2 separate regions of the Homo sapiens genome follow, and region 1 is linked to region 2. Evidence: chromatin contacts called from ENCODE Hi-C or POLR2A ChIA-PET data. All regions are on one chromosome and are shown on one strand. Each heading gives the region's core, a stretch centred on a gene start or an enhancer-like site at or near the end of the contact. The rest is flanking DNA. Distances are from core to core; before and after follow the strand shown.

The links. Hi-C counts contacts between places; a loop is a spot of excess contacts on that map. ChIA-PET counts read pairs that join two places held with the same protein, here RNA polymerase II (POLR2A).
Region 1: a map of K562 shows a loop between it and region 2 (4-fold over the local background). The contact joins the enhancer-like site here to the promoter of OR10C1 in region 2. A Hi-C loop is called at or near these places in 1 of 168 maps with a recorded cell type or tissue (K562). POLR2A ChIA-PET finds 5 or more read pairs at or near these places in 1 of 52 experiments (activated T-cell).

Annotation. Positions count from the first base shown.
Region 1 is chr6:29,648,459-29,653,797 of GRCh38, reverse strand. No RefSeq gene overlaps it. Among named protein-coding and RNA genes, the nearest start is that of MOG, 6.0 kb to the left of the region's middle. RefSeq lists an enhancer at 4,606-5,226. Within about 2 kb of position 3,642, at least 33 of the 41 ENCODE cell types and tissues checked have a DNase peak (open chromatin) inside an H3K27ac peak, as active enhancers do.
Region 2 is chr6:29,435,871-29,441,339 of GRCh38, reverse strand. OR10C1 (olfactory receptor family 10 subfamily C member 1) reads right to left here and starts at 2,034. Exons shown (of 1, transcript NM_013941.4): 1 at 363-2,034. The coding sequence starts at 1,324. The coding sequence ends at 386. The region is part of intron 1 of OR11A1 (olfactory receptor family 11 subfamily A member 1); the gene reads left to right. RefSeq lists an enhancer at 366-866.

The DNA of each region.
Region 1 (5,339 bases), core at 2,393-4,892, 210 kb before region 2:
CCAACCTGTGCGACAGAGTGAGACCCTATCTCAAAAAAATTTTTTAAATAAAAATTGATTCTTATAAAGTAACATGCTTTGAAAATAAATCTCAGCCAGCTAAAGCCGATCTGTATTTTCTCTAAATCCTTCCGTTTGTATATATATACCACTAGAGGGCGCTCCACGAAAGTCACTGCCTGTGAGTACTGCAAGTAGCGCTCACACATCCCTCCCTCTCCCTTCTCCCACCTGTTTTACATAAATGGTAACAATTTATCTTGAAGCTCTTTCCTTATCAGTACCTAAAGAACATCCTTGTTATTTTTAAACAGCTTACAATATTTTATTGGATGAATATAATATAGTTATTTAAGTAGCATCCCAAGACATTTAGACTGTTTCAGTTTTTTAAATACCTATTTTTACTAGGATGAAGCAAAAATGTACTCAATTAATTTAAATCAATACATATTTAAAAGCAAGTGCTATGTGTCATACTTTATATTAGGCCCTGATTATAAAACTTTCAGCAAGGCAGACAAGATTCTTGCCTTTATGAGTTATATTCTAGTTGTATTGCAGTTATATTACAGTTATATGTTACCTAAAGGCACAAATTGATCAATGTCAGGCCATCATTTTCAACCTTTTTGCTCTTACATATAATTTGGCAATGAATATCAGTCTACTAAGGCCAGCTACATATTTTGAGGGGCAAAATGAAACTATGGAGCTCCTTGTTTAATAGCAGGAAAAGACCAGGTGCAGTGGCTCACGCCTGTAATCCCATCACTTTGGGAGGACCAGGTTGGAGGATCGCTCGGGCCCAGGGTCTCGAGTCCAGCCTTTACAACATAGTGAGACCCCATCTCTAGTTAAATAAATCTATTAAAAAATAATAAAATAGAAAATAAAAAGCAGAAAAAAAACCCAACCTTTTCCTTTTTTCTGTGGTTCCACTGTCAACCTATTATGTGGGGTTTTTTTCTTTTCTTTTTTTTTTTTTTTTTTGAGATGGAGTCTCGCTCTGTCGCCCAGGCTGGAGTGCAGTGGCGCAATCTCGGTTCACTGCAACCTCCGCCTCCCGGGTTCAAGCCATTCTCCTGTCTCAGCCTCCCAAGTAGCTGGGACTACAGGCGCTCGCCACCATGCCCAGATAATTTTTTTGTATTTTTAGTGGAGACGGGGTTTCACCGTGTTAGCCAGGATGGTCTCGATCGCCTGACCTCGTGATCCGCCTGCCTTGGCCTCCCATAATGGTGGGATTACAGGCGTGAGCCACCGCGCCCGGCCTTTTTTTTTTTAATTTAATGTCACACTCCAGGCACAGGAGTACCTAGGGGGAAGTGCAGATCTTCACAAGTGCCTAGGGCCATGCCTTCCATTTGGCAAGGGAGGTGTGTATGCCTGACCGCTCCCCTCCTTTCCACTGTTCCCAGGCCCCTGCTGGGAGCGAGCCTGCACAGAAGGTGGTGGAGCCGGCAGCTGAAAACCAGTCCTGGGGAGGCTGGGAGGCATGGGGAGCAGGACCTCGCTTGAGCCAGGCTCCAAAAGTCTCTAGCCCATGTTCTGCTTTCTCATCGGACTTCATTATAAGACACAAATTGAAAGATAAAATTATTAAGAATTTCAAGACAGGAACCACAGAGCTTTAGAACCCAAACACAGTATCCCTTCTAAGCATGGGGCCCTTGTGTGACTGCCCTGGTCACTCACCCATGAAGTTTACTCTGCTTTCTACACTGGTAGAATAGTTTGTTCAGAGAGCATGTTTTTTGGTAATTTCAATAAATATTGATAAATTGCCCTGCACAAAGTTGTATACTTCACTGTACCCTGGCTTTCTCCTTAGTGAGTGAGGGAATAATATCATCCACTTCATCAGGGTTATCATGAGAATGACATGAATGAGTCCCTGTGAACTGTGAATGGTACACAGTAACCACTCAGTAAATACAGTCATTAGCCCTTACATGCAGTGATTTTCTTCTGGAACTCCCTCTAGTGGCATAAATATAAAGAGGAATTCACGTTTTCTTTTCTACTTTTGTGGCCCTATTTCCCATAATATTTGTGTGTTTAAATTGGTCTAGATATTCCACTGAGGCTCAATGACCGATAGACTATAAAATGTCTAATTTACATCAATTTAGCCAGATGCTTCCTAGGTAGGTCGGAGAAATGAGAACACTGATCCGAATCAATGTGAGGCAGCTCCCAGCAAGTGAGCGCCTGTAGCATGTGTGAGCATGGGTGCTGTGGTGAATGCAGCCAGGGGCTGCTCTTTCATACTGCTTTATTTCTTTTTCTTTTCTTTCTTTTTTTTTTTTGAGACGGAGTTTCGCTCTTGTTGCCCAGGCTGGAGTGCAATGGCACGATCTTGGCTCACTGCAACCTCCACCTCCCGGGTTCAAGGGATTCTCCTGCCTCACCCTCCTTTGTAGCTGGGACTACAGGCACCCGCCACCACGCCCGGCTAATTTTTTGTATTTTAGTAGAGACGAGGTTTCACCATATTGGTCAGGATGGGCTCGATTTCCTGACCTCGTGATCCACCCGCCTCGTCCTCCCAAAGTGCTGGGATTGCAGGCATGAGCCACCGCGCCCGGCCATACTGGTTTATTTCTTTTTCTTTTTTTTTTTTTTTTTTGAGACAGAGTCTTGCTCTGTCGCCCAGTCTGGAGTGCAGTGACACGATCTCGGCTCACTGCAAGCTCCGCCTCCCGGGTTCACGCCATTCTCCTGCCTCAGCCTCCTGAGTAGCTGGGATTACAGGGGTGCGTCACCATGCCTGGCTAATTTTTTGTATTTTTTTAGTAGAGACGGGGTTTCACCGTATTAGCCAGGATGGTCTCGATCTCCTGACCTCGTGATCCGCCCGCCTCGGCCTCCCAAAGTGCTGGGATTACAGGCGTGAGCCACCGCGCCTGGCCTACTGGTTTATTTCTTTAAGTAACACATACAGTGTAGAAAAATTAGAAACGATATGGAAAAATGTAGAGAACAAAAAACTAATTATGTTCTACCAAAGGTTTAAATTTTATCTATCAACATTTTTTCCATTTTTGTGTATTCCCTATTGTTAGTCTGAGATTCACCAATATTTTTATCTTTCAAAAGGAAAAACATTCAGCTTCTTGTGAGTCAAGTGAGTCAGGCACTGAGGCTTGCCCCTCCCCCTCCCCCCTCACCAAATGGGAATGGGTTTGCGCTGATTTTAATCAAACTGCTATGGGTTGTCCTGCGTAAGAGGCTTTGGGCTGTTCTGTAGGTCCCCGTGGGGTAGAACAGTTGGGTGCAAGACTCTGAAGGCAGATTTCAGCTCAAAAGAAAGAATTTTCCCTCCTTCAGAGCTGTCCAACCGTGGTGGGAATGAGTGGGAACTACGGGAGTGAGCTTCCCATTCCTGGATTTTCCAGCCAACATAGAACTGGAGGTTAGGCCACATTATCCTAATATTTTTGCCTAGCTGTAGGATGATACAAGAATATACATTTTCCTTCCCCATCTTCTCCCGCTTTTCCTCGCCTTCTTTCCATTTCTTTGGCCCCTTCGCTTTTCGCCACCTAGCGGCAGAATCTTGCTAGGTAAGGACCAGGAAGCTCTCCCAATCTGACCCGCAACAGCTGACGTCACGACTTCGCCACCGAGAATTGGTTGCCAGCAGCCTTTGGGGGCGGAGAATAAGGCGCAGATTATAAATAGGTCAAAGAGAGGTGCCTGCGAGCCGCGCAGTGACACCCCGTTCCTAAGGGCAGAGCTTTTCTTGCCTTTCGCTTCAGACCCACTGCACTTGGTTACGTGCTTTTCCTCCGCTGTCCGCTTCGTTTATCTGCTTTAACCCAGCCTGGGCTAGGTAGGCCTGAAGCCTATAATGTTGCTTGGCTGTTGCTCAGGAGAAGAAAGGCCCAGGTGGCCAGTTTGGCAACTGGCACAGTCCCTGTGAGCACCCACCTGCTGATGGTCCTTCTGTCACTACGTAGTCGCTCCGACGCCAGGAAAGTGCGGTGGTGGCCATTTTGGAACTGGGCAACTTTCACTTCGCCAATCATCTTGGGGTCTGGCCACCACAGTACTTTTTTTTCATTATTATTCTGGCAGAGAACACGTTATGGAGGGATAATTATGTAGCCTAGAATTTCTAGAGTTGTTTCAGGACTCATAATATCCTCATTCCAGAATATGAGAATATAGAAGCTTGGAATACTCAGATGCAAATTCCAGCACCACCCTTTCCTAATTGATTGAGGAACACATCTGACTCTAGTCTACGGTCCTGTGGAAAGACCTGTGACCCTAGGCAAAGAGCTTAAAGAAATCTCTCTTTTTTTTTTTTTTTTTTTTGAGACGGAGTTTTGCTCTTGTTGCCCAGGCTGGAGTGCAGTGGCGCGATCTCGGCTCACCGCAACCTCCACCTCCTGGATTCAAGTGATTCTCCTGCCTCAGCCTTCCGAGTAGCTGGGATTACAGGCTATGCGCCACTATGCCCGGCTAATTTTGTATTTTTAGTAGAGATGGGGTTTCTCCATGTTGGTCAGGCTGGTCTCGAACTCCGACTTCAGGTGATCCACCCGCCTCAGCCTCCCAAAGTGCTGGGATTACAGGCGTGAGCCACTGCACCTGGCCATGAAGAAATATCAATTTATTTAACTGCAAAATGATAATTCTGTCACCTCGTGGTGCTGATGTGAGGATTAAATGAGACAAGGTACATAAAGTGCTTAGGCCTGTGTCTGGCTCCCCCAAAAAACATAACACCTCTTGTGCAGCACCTGTGCTTAGAATGTTAGCCAGTGAGGGCAGGACTTCGTCTTATTTTCCCTGTGCCCTCCTGGGCATTGAATAGTGAGGGATACATATTAGAATAAGTTTGCTGAAAGAATGAATGACAAAGAATCCCTGCCTGTAGGTCTTCAGCCTTTGTATTCTATTATCTTTTAGGCTGTAGGCTCACCCTCAGGCATCTTCTTGCCACTCTAACCCCTATAGGCTGATAATTACACCTTTACTTGCTCTAGGTCACAGCAATCTGTTAACTACGAGATTAGTATTTTTATTAGTATTTTTGACTTTTTTTTTTTTTTGAGACATGGTTTCACTCTTAGAGTGCAGTGGCGTGATCTCAGCTCACTGCAACCTCCGCCTCCCAGGTTCAAGCGATTCTCCTGCCTCAGCCTCCTGAGTAGCTGGGATTTCAGGCGCCCGCCACCACCCTCGGCTAATTTTTGTATTTTTTTTTAAGTAGACGGGGTTTCGTCGTGTTAGCCAGGATGATCTCGATCTCCTGACCTCGTGATCCGCTCGCCTCGGCCTCCCAAAGTGCGGGGATTACAGGCGTGAGCCACCGCGCCCGGCCT
Region 2 (5,469 bases), core at 785-3,284:
CCAAGAAACAAATGCCTTACCTAGGACGTACAAATGTCAAATGACTTTAAGGATCATTGTTGTGGCTGAAAATTTTATTACCTTGCTAGTCTGATAAGGATAATATTTTGTAACTTTATCCCTGGTTGTCAACTTGCTCTGCTTCTGAAATTGATCCTCCATCCTGGGTTTCTTGTTTCTTGCAACAGAAAGCGGAATAGAATATGTATGTGTTGTGAGGGTCTGAGGAGCGCATTTGACTACGGTAGCTTTTCAAAGATAAGTTTGTCTTTCTGACAGGCTGGCCCTCCCCTAATGTGAAGAAAGACCTTAAGGGAGACTCTTTGATCCTTAGGTATTTGGGACTGACTCAGAGCACTGCACAGAAGTCACTATCGCCCCCTTTTCAAATCTCCATAGGCACCGTTTTCTGGATGGTTCTCTTTAGGGCAGCTTTGACCTCTGTGTTCCGCAGGCTGTAGATGATGGGGTTGAGGATGGGGGTGACCACAGCATAGAAGAGGGACACCAGAGGGTCAGTGGCCGGATCGTAGCTGGCCTTAGGGCGAATATAGATAAAGAGTGCGGTGCCATAGAAGAGGGAGACCATGATCAGGTGGGAGGAGCAGGTGGAGAAGGCCTTGCGGCGGCCCGCAACAGATGGGATCCGGAAGATGGTAACGAGGATACGCCCGTAGGAGCCCAGGATGAGGCCAAAGGGGCAGAGGATGAGGAGGGCTGTTGCCAGGATAATCTGCAGTTCATTAAGCGAGGTGTCTCCACATACCAGCTGCAGGACAGGCTGGATCTCACAGAAGAACTGCGGGATGGTATTGGGGCCGCAGAAGGGCAAAGAGAAGATGAAAGGGGTGTGGCCCAGCCCCACCAGCACCCCACAGGCCCACGCCGACCCAGCTAGCTGTAGACACACCCGGTGGCTCAGCAGCAGTGGGTAGCGGAGGGGTTCACAGATGGCTGCATAGCGGTCATAGGCCATGGCTGCCAGGAGGCAGCACTCCGTGGCGCCAAAGAAGAGGAAGAAGAACATCTGGAGAGCACATCCAGAGCGAGAGATGTGGCGCCGGCCAGTAAGGAGGTGGTGAAGTAGCAGGGGGACCGTGACAGACGTATAGCCAATCTCCAAGGCCGAGAGGGTGCGCAGGAAGAAGTACATAGGGGACTGGAGGGCAGCATCAGTGGAGACCAGCACCACAATGAGGAAATTGCCTGCCACGGTCAGCAGGTAGATAGTGAGAAAGACAGAGAAGAGCAAGCCCTGGAGGTCGGCCAGGTGGGAGAAGCCGAGAAGAAGAAACTCAGTCACCATGGAGGTGTTTGCACTCATCCTGCCTGCATACCTTTGACTGGAAGACAAAAGAAATGGCAAGGAAAAATCACAACTATGGAATCGTGAAATGGGCAAAGATGACCTCTCTCTGCATCTGATCGCAGCACTAGATCTCCCTTTCTATTAGAATATCATGGACTTTGAAATTAGGCAGCCTTGCCTGGAGTCCATATTCCACCCTTGCTCACTCTTGGGATCCTGGATGAGTATTTGTCTCTCTGAGCCTGAATCCCTGACTTCATCTCTTCCTGATAGTGCCTATCATTCTAAAGAACATGTTAAACTGTCTTTCCAGTTTTACCTGGGCTGAAGATTAAGTCAGTCTAGCTCCCTTTTCACTCTTTTCTGATTTTCCAATTCTTCCTGCAGGGCTGGAGACAGAATTTTCCCTCATAGCAGATCTTTTTCTCCATCAACTTGTCTCCTGTCTGATAAGAGGTGACCTCTCTTATCACCTCTTGCCCTCTAGTTTTCTTTTTTCCAGCTCTTTCTTTAGTTACCAGATTCACTTAGTCTTTCTTCTTTTTCTGTCATTTTACCATAAATTTCACAGTGTTCAAGGAGGAGAAAAAAAATGAGAAAGATCCTCTCTTTTTAAGCTCCTATAGCATTAAACAGTTCAACTATTTAGAGGGGTGAGCATTTCTCTAGTTTTAAAACATGCTCAGGCAAAAGATGACAAGAACTTCCTTAATTGCTTATTTCTGCATCTTACAGACTTTCAAACTTAGTCCTCTTACATTGTAAACATGAAAATCCCCAAACTACACACATAAACTCCACAAATTCACACACTGTCAAATTATATTTCAAAATACAGGCACAGAAGAATAGCCTAATATTCCCAGATGCCAGATTTATCTAAAGTTGCAAATCATGTATTCTATTGGCATTATTACAGATAACAGTAAAAGTCTAAATACACTGAACATAAAACTATAAACACCCAAAGATACACTTGAATATATACACAAATTCAATATTCCAGCCATATTCAAGGTTGTGTATTAGAAATACAAGTCCACACACTGATATCCTTTTGCAGTTGAAGAGCCCTTGGTTCATTCTCCTCTGGGGGCTCTTTCAGTGTTTTCCAGAAGATATTATCTCAAAGGTGTCTTTCTATTTTCTATTTGGAGAAATAACCAGTGAAGGCAGATGGCATTTGTGACTTGCTTATCTTCTTTTTTATCTACATAGTGGATCCCTCTTGAGGAAGCCTCTCTTAGGTTTGTTGTCTCTCTTTAAGCTCTCTGAGGATCTGAGTCTCCAAGCATTCTTGGCTTTCCAATGGGGAGAATGCTTCACAAAACCAATTAATCTGTTATTTTGAATCTGTTTCTTAGATTGCAAGAAATACAGAATGACCTGTTAAGAACATTTCAAAGAATATATCCAGAGCTATTGGTTTCTCTTAGTTCTCCCATATCTCTGGTTCAACCATTTTAATTTTCTTCTTTTTTCTCATGATTTTTTCCCATCACTGTAGATGTTCTAGTACATCTACAAAAAGTAATAATGCAATTTTACCCTTCTTATGTATATTGATATAATCCAGTAATCAATTTATTTGATAACTATTTATAGGGTCCCTTGCAGGTTTTATTGATTCTACAGGTAACTAATAATATAAAAGAGAAATAAACATGTTTTGACCTAATTGAGGTGCTAAATGTCATTTTCTTATACAATTGTCACTAATTTTTCTTGCTTTGATTTCTTTTTCATTTATTATACAAATCTTTCTTTGCATTTTTATCATTGGTATCTATTATTTGATTTGTTTCTTCTGTGTTTTTATACATTTTCATAGATGTGATAAAAGCTGTGTGTCAAATAGAATGTTTTCAAGACATACCAACCATTATAACAAGCCCCAACTCCAACGGGTTTAAGTAATAAATTTACTTATTAATTTATATAACTAGAAGTTCAGGGTTTACATAAACTGGATTTCGTACTTAGTTTTCTTCTGACTCCTTTATATTTTATCATTTCATTTATTTATTAGATTTGGCTGAAAGTAATGGAAATGCCAATGGCTCAAAGAGAATGAAAATTTATCTCTCACTTAAATGTCTAAAGATTTGTAGTTCAGGGAAATATGGCTGCTCTGATCCAGAATTCCTCAGGAATCTGTTTTCTCTCAGCTCATCAGTCATCTACTCCCAGAGTGTAGCCCTGTTATGGCTGAAGATGATGCCATTAATGTTACAGGGAACAGAATGGAGTAGAATAATTTGGATTGCTATTTGTCCACTCTTAGTGTAACCTATGTAGTATTATTGCTAAAAATGTTTAATTGGAGTATAAGAAAACAGTCAGACAAATCCATATTGTGGCATATTCTATAGACAACTGACACAAACTCTTAAAAAATATCCATGTCTTTAAAGACAAAGCAAAGATGGGAGATGACATCGTTCCAGATTGAAGAAGACCAAAAGCCATGGCAATAAAATGTCATTCATGATTTTTGACTGGATCCTACGTCATCAACAAAACAAAATAAAAACAACTATAAAAAAGATTTGGAACAAGTGGGAAAGTTGAATATGGGTTTTATATTATTGGTTCAATGTTAATTCCCTTGGGTGTAATAATAGTATTGTGGTTATGCTGGAGAATATTCTTGTCATTAGAAAGATGCAGAATGGCTGCATAGTATTCCATGGTGTGTATGTGCCACATTTTCTTAATCCAGTCTATCATTGTTGGACATTTGTGTTGGTTCCAAGTCTTTGCTATTGTGAATAGTGCCACAATAAACATACATGTGCATGTGTCTTTATAGCAGCATGATTTATAATCCTTTGGGTATATACCCAGTAATGGGATTGCTGGGTCAAATGGTATTTCTAGTTCTAGATCCCTGAGGAATCGCCACACTGACTTCCACAATGGTTGAACTAGTTTACAGTCCCACCAACAGCGTAAAAGTGTTCCTATTTCTCCACATCCTCTCCAGCACCTGTCGTTTCCTGACTTTTTAATGATCGGCATTCTAGCTGGTGTGAGATGGTATCTCATTGTGCTGGCGCTTTTCGAAAGCAGCCGCTGCGGCCGCCCAACGCCAAGAACGCTTCGCGAGCAGCGCCATCTTGAGCGAGGAAAGAGGAACCGAGAGAAGAGGATTGCGGGCCACTGGCCGACTGAATTCCGTATTTTATCTTTTCTTATTGCATTTTCAGAACTGAAGATACAGCTGACAGAGCACTGAACTAGGCCAGGGTTTTAATGCTGGCTCTATGACTAACCTATTCTATAACTTTGTACAATTCACTTCATTTTAATGAGACTCATATTTCTCATCTTTAAAATGCAGACACAGCTGATTCTTATTATTCACTGCAGTTGCATTCTATAAAGTTGCCTTGAACCCTGTAGGAGCAAATATTAAATAATTCCTTGCTTTAGGGGAGATGCAGGGTTAGATTCCTATGAGTTTTTGGTCACATTTTTGTCACCTGATCAATAAATAACCTTATTGTAAGTGTGTTTCTGTTTAAACACATCTTATATAATATATATCGTTGATCATTAACGTTGAACCCACAGCCAACAGCCCTATAACACATGCCTGAACAGAGCTTATCTAGCAAATGCATTTTCTCCGTAAGATCCATTGCAACATTTTTGTGCTCAGGAGCATGGGACAGCACTTCAGCGCTACATTTGGGGCTATTTTGAATTATGAAATCACCAAAAAACAAACAAAAAATGTGAAAAATATGGCATTCAGCAAATCAGGAAATCATGAAAAGGACACTTGTTTACAGTATAATAGCTGAAACAAGAGGACAGAGCGTTTCCTTGCTCAGCATCAGGTGGGGATGCATACAGTGTGTCTCAAACTTTTTGTCACTGTGTTCATGCACTTGTCCATGAACGACTGCGAAGGTGCTGTGAGTATTGAGCTAGGGGTTAAAAATAGATGTTAGGGAGCAGGTGACTTTGCAAATACTGAATCCACAAATAATGAAGGTCAACTCTATTGCTAGTCATGTCTACTGGTGGAATGTTTGGAACTTTCTTTTCAACCGGACATTGTGTTAATATATTTTTAGAAGGCCAGGGATTATGAATCAAGTGACCATTTTTATTTTTTCATTCATGCATTCATGCATTGCTACTTATTCACT